Regions from separate parts of the Homo sapiens genome. Here region 1 is linked to region 2. Evidence: chromatin loops called from intact Hi-C (ENCODE). Cell type or tissue: Caco-2. All regions are shown on one strand. Each heading gives the region's core, and the rest is flanking DNA. Links, peaks and the distances in the headings are about the cores only. Region 1 has its middle 250 kb from the start of LINC00538. Region 2 has its middle 11 kb from the start of LINC02775.

What was found. Hi-C counts contacts between places; a loop is a spot of excess contacts. Peaks named below come from ENCODE experiments on the same cell type or tissue, not always from the same donor. Only the 100,000 strongest peaks of a DNase experiment are listed, where the experiment ranks them.
Region 1: a loop joins it to region 2, with 4 times the contacts of the local background. A loop is called at or near these places in 7 of 110 quality-filtered maps.

The regions. Positions count from the first base shown.
Region 1 is chr1:213,668,776-213,671,689 of GRCh38, reverse strand. It overlaps a transcript of RPS6KC1 not described here. Among named protein-coding and RNA genes, the nearest start is that of LINC00538, 250 kb to the left of the region's middle. RefSeq lists an enhancer at 817-1,346. In Caco-2, for the core only: a CTCF peak has its summit at 1,509; a DNase peak (open chromatin) is centred at 1,039.
Region 2 is chr1:214,121,810-214,124,723 of GRCh38, reverse strand. No RefSeq gene overlaps it. Among named protein-coding and RNA genes, the nearest start is that of LINC02775, 11 kb to the right of the region's middle. RefSeq lists a silencer at 1,300-1,389. In Caco-2, for the core only: CTCF peaks have their summits at 1,133 and 1,352 (motif pointing right); a DNase peak (open chromatin) is centred at 1,413.

The sequences.
Region 1 (2,914 bases), core at 280-2,779, 450 kb after region 2:
GCCTTAGTCTTCCGAGTAGCTGGGATTACAGGCATGCGCCACCATGCCCAGCTAACTTTTGTATTTTTAGTAGAGATGGCATTTCGCCATGTTGGCCAGGCTGGTCTTGAACTCCTGATCTCAAGTGATATGCCCGCCTCGTATCATTTCTTTGTGATGGGAAGGTTTTAAATCCTATTTTGTAGCTTGTTTGAAATATTCAATGCATTGTTCTTACCTGTAGCCAACATACTGTGAAATAAATCACCAAAACTCCTCCTGTGTAACTGAAACTTTATACCCACTGACCAACATCTCCCCGTTCCCCTCCACCTCCCCACCCCAGCCCCTGGTAAACACCATTCTGCTCTCTACTTCTAAGAGTTTGACTTTTTAAATTTCCACATATATGTGAGATCATGTGGTATTTGTCTCTTTGTGCCTGGCTTAGTTCACTTAATATAGTGGCCTCTGGGTTAATCCATGTTATTGCAAATAACAAAATTTCCTGTTTTTAAGGCTGAATACTATTCCATTGTGTATGTATACTACAATAACCTAGGTGTCCATCAATGGATGGATGAATAAAACTTCACTGATGAATAAAAAAGTCTGGTTGGAACCGAGTGCTGTGGAAGGCTTGGGTGTTCTCCCTTCTTTTCTGTGCTTTCTGGTCAAAGCCACATGAATGGCTCCTTCCTGATCACAGAGCAAATCCCCCACCCATTGTCCTGACTGAAGCTCAGGATGGAACCCCTCACCAAACCCCTGAGAGGGAATAAAACAGAAGATCTGAAGCCACAAGACTGTTGAGGAAACCTAATTGAGCTAGGGTCTTTCCCAAGGTCACAGAGGAAATGAGTAGAAGTGCTGGAACTGGAGGCTGACCAGCCCTGCCACATCCTCAGCCAATCCCCAAATGGAGAAAGGAGGGATATTCAAGGTTCAGTGGAACCTGTCCCCACCACCGATGAACAACAGGAAATCAGAAGAGCAGGTGCACTTTGCAGCTTCCAGGTCAGTCCTTGCCTGGCAGGTGCAGCCCAGGTGCAGATGTTTGTCAACACAGCCAGGCCCCTATCCTGGCCTGGGGGAGGGTGGCAGCCACTCTCTATTGTTATGCTTAGCTCTTCTTGCAAGAGGAATCTTTGCTGTCTGTTCCTGAGAGCAAGGAGCCTTTGATTCTGGAGGAGTGATGCATTTCCTGACTTTGATCTATCACAAATCAGATCTTTGCACACTCTCAAGAGAACACTTTCATTTTAAAGGCTCTGAGCTAGCTGTCTCTGTTGCTCACCTGTGGAGCTGCTCTTCCCCCTACTGCTCATTCTTCCAGCAAAACAGGCCCCTAGGCAGGCTGCCTGGGACAGTCAACGAAAACAGGCTGGCCAAAAGGGCTCCCAAGTGAGCAGTAGCCCAGATCCCACAGACTGGCACAGCCTCCTCCCTCTGGCTTGGGGCTGAGGACAGCATCCACTGTTAAGGGCAGATGAGTTGAAATAACAGAAAATGGGAAGCCTCTCTCACCTACAGGAACAGCACAGGGACCTCCTCGAAGGATTTGCACACTCCTGCCCTGGAGCCTTCAATGCCCCCTGTAGGATGGAGTGGGTGCATAATACCTGCTTCATTTTGCAGATGACAAAACTAAAACCCATAAAAAGTTTCCTGAGCAATTTGGGACTGCAGAGCCAGGATAATAACACAACATTAGACTCCTTTCCCTGTACTCCACTGACCATTCCACAGGATCCCTAGGTGAGGCTGGAAGACCCCAGACAGGCATTCCAGGGGAGGGCCAGACTGGGCTGAGAAAAGTGTGAACCTTATAGGGTTTCAGACTCCAAAGCAACACAGTACTGCACTTGGGAGTTAGAAGAATTGAATTCTGGTCTTGGCTGTCCCATGTATCAGCGGTCGGAATCTTGAACAAATTACACAAACTTTCTGAACTGCTTCTGTAATCAAACCTGTCTGCTTGTACCATAGGATAAATCAAATAAGGTGAATGATGGGCAAACCTCATTTTATTGCTCTCTGCTTTATTGCGTTTTACGGACATTGTGTTTTTTACAGATTGAAGATTTGTGGCAACCGCACCAAACAAGTCTATCGGTGCCATTTTTCAACATCGTGTGCTCACTTTGTGCCTCTGTGTAACATTTTGGTAATTCTCACAATGTTTCAAACTTTTTAATTATTAGTACATCTGTTATGGTGATCTGTGATCAGTGATCTTTGATGTTATTACTATAATTGGTTTGGGACACCACAAACTGTACTTATATAAGATGGTGAACTCAATCAATAAACGTGTGTGTTGCGACCACTCTGCCCACTGGCCACCCCCCTTTCTCTCTCCCCTCGCCTCAGTCCTCCCTATTCCCTAAAAACAACAGTACTGACATTAGGCCAATTAATAACACCACAATTGCCTCTAGGTGTTCAAGTGAAAGGAAGAGTAACATGTCTTTCACTTTAAATCAAAAGATAGAACGATTAAGCTTAGTAAGGAAGGCATGTTGAAAGCCACAATAAACCAAAAGCTAGGCCTCTTGGGCCAAAGAGCCAAGTTGTGAATGCAAAGGAAAAGTTCTTGAAGGAAATTAAAAGCACAACTCCAGTGAACACATGAATGATAAGAAAGCAAAACAGCCCTATTGCTGATATGAAGAAAGTTTGAGTGGTCTATATAGAAAATCAAAAAAGCCATAATGTTCCCTTAAGCCAAAGGCAAATACAGAACAAGCCCCTAGCTCTCTTCAATTCTGTGAAGTCTGAGAGAGGTGAGGAAGCTGCAGAAGAAAAGTTAGAAGCCAGCAGAGGTTGGTTCATGAGGTTAAGGAAATAAGCTGTCTTAATATCATAAAGGTGCAAAAAGAGGCAGCAAGTGTTGATATAGAAACTGCTGCAAGTTATCCAGAAGATCTAACTA
Region 2 (2,914 bases), core at 329-2,828:
ACCCCACCCCCATTTCTCATTTCCTCAGGAAGCCATTTAGCTGGAGACAGAGGGAAAGTTTTCCAGCACACTTCCCCCGGCCCCCACAGACTCATGCACACCCAGATAGCAATCTAGCACCAAGATATGCTGTAATAGACTCAACGCTGCCCGTAAAGATTTCTGTCTCCAATGCCCTGAAGCATTTGGAAGGCCTTCTGGTGAAGGCAGCCTTCATCTGTGCTAACACCCGTCAACCTCCAGGAATCTTAGGAGGTCGCTAGGCTGGGCCCTGGATATTGGCTTTTTGCTCTCTGCTGTCGATGAATGGGAAAAAGAGTCATTAGAGAGCTTCCCTGGATGGGATGCTTTTGCGGGCTTTCTGGAGTGAGGGATGGTAAAGTAGGGACTCCCTGGAACTATGGGAGTGTATTGTCATTCTTTTGTAAAATAAGTATTTGAGAAGTTTAGCATGTCATGTATTTTAGGTACTGGGATATAACGGTGGACAAGACCACCAAGGTTTCTGTTCTCAAGTTTATTTTCTAGTTTTCAAGAGGAGAGGTGTGTTGAGTAAGGAAGGCAAAACCAGGAGGATACAGGTGAAAACCAAGAAAACAAACACATGAACAAAATACATTTTGTTTTTAGTGATACATGCTACGAAGAAATCAAATAGCATTTTAGAATAGTGACTGATTTTCTTTCTGCTTGCAACGTTTAGGACACCTCCTTCTCTGATACTCCCAGACACTAGTACTGGGAATCACCTAACATACCTTTAGGCCCTGCACGTCTCATTAGTGGATGCCTTTGTCCTATCCAGAGTGAAGGTTCTACATTTTTCTCTGAAGATGAAGTTTAAGAACTTTTGTGAGCAAGGATTTGAGGTTTCACGCAACATGCTGAGAGGTAGAAGAGTAGAACAATGCAGAATGCTTCAGAAACCACTGTCTACTCTGTGGCCCCCAAAAAATGGGGAGCTTTTTAAAATATTTGAATGGCCAAGAGAAAATGAGTACAGCAGAATTATTCCCAGCTGCAAGAAAAATGTTACCTTTAACCAAAAGAGACTTCCCTGTGTTATTTATTCTCATGACTCATCAAGTCTGTTGGGATCAAGTCTAATCTTTGTCTAAATCCAAGAAGTGTTGGTTGTCTCTAGAGAAGGCTGACTTTTCATTCTGGTGGCCAACACTCATCTTCTCAGAACCGTGGGAAATTGTTTCTGTTGTTTCTTAGTTTGCTCTTTTGCTTTCCCTTTGGATAAAACAATTTTGTAAGCTCAAGGGGAGGCCTCCAGGAATCAGAGGCTGGGGGAGTGTATTGGAATCAGAGACAAAAGTCCTTCCAAGACCGAGATTACACTCCGCTTAGTTACCACCAGATGTCAGCAACTCATCTGATTTCAGTTCTCTAGCAAAGGGAAAGAGCCAGGAGGGGAAAGGACCGCCCGGGCTGACATCAGCTTTTTGTTTGTTTGTTTCAGGTGTGAGTTAAGGAAGTTGTCTGCCTCAGGAAAAGTGCTAACAGCTCAAGCAGGATGGTAGCCTGAGGACAAGTAGGACACTCTAACGTGTTCACGGGATGGAATTCTTGAACTAACACTTTAATTTGATTTTTTTCCTTTGTCAGCATTATTTATAGATATCAAAGTTTGTCAGGCAACTATAGCTTTGTTGGGAAGATTTTTAAGGCCAAAGGCAACTAACAGATAGATTTGCTTTCAGCTTTTTTTTTTTTTTTTTTTAAGGAATCTTGCTAGGCTCTTGAGAAAAACCTTAAGAAGGAAAAGAGAAGACTGAAAAATACACACATTATTTCAAAGAGAAGGTCTACATAAGGCACACAAAGGGCAAGAGGTAATTAAGACCAGCTCCTGTGATGGTTATCTATTTTGCAAAACTGGGTTAAGTTCTCAATATAATAAAGTGTGAGACAAATGTCTTCAGTGAATTAAGTGTCAATATAGCTACAAATGCCTTCAGTTCTATGGAGGAAGCCTCCTCATTAGTTTATGGGTTTTATGTGCCACTATAATGGATTCTTCAGGAAGCCAAACTCAGGGTGCAAATACAATAACATCATATTTATTAATAGTTCTCAGATTCCTAAGGGCTCCTGTGGCAGGGATACCCCATGCATTCTTCTTCTTGACGGGGTCTCGCTCTGTTGCCCAGGCTGGAGTGCAGTGGCACGATCTTAGCTCACTGCAACTTCTGCCTCCTTGGTTCAAGTGATTCTCATGCCTCGGCCTCCTGAGTAGTCCATGCATTGTTTTCTAAGTCATCCTCCCATGTATCTTCTTCCAATTTCAACTTTTATTCTTCTAGTTCCTTTATTGATTCTGTACTTCAAGGTCAAACCTGCATCAGTCACTCCATTGTTGAGCAAGTCTGTGTGCAGCTAGAAGTATGGAGGAGGCGCCAAGTGTGCTCCGTGGCAAGTCTCTCAGGCTGGTTACGGACTCAACTCCACAGGCTGACATTTGAGGTCTGAACTGGCGCCTTCATGTAGGCTTGGGGTCTGGGCCTTGTAGGGACTTTGCCAACAACTCCCTCACCAAGGCCCAGTTTGGGGCTTGCAGGGTGGGTGCTGAAACTGTCCATTGACAAAATAGGACGTCACCTACCTCTCCAACCTACTTCCCATCTTTCTCATGAACACGTCTCTCACATCAGCCTCATTCATCCATTATGGTCCCCGAGACTGTGCCAAGGACATTCCTTCCTTCAAGTCTTTCCTTCAGCCAGCTTTCCCCACTATCTCCTGGAACTGACTTTGATCTCACTTAACTTCAGCTGATGGTTCAAACTCTACTTCTTCCCTAGAGTCTTCACATCTTACTCCAGCCTGATGTTATTTCACACCTCTTAATTCCTAAAGCACTTGCTGTATCATAATTTTGGTACATTGACACATTGCATTTTGGTGA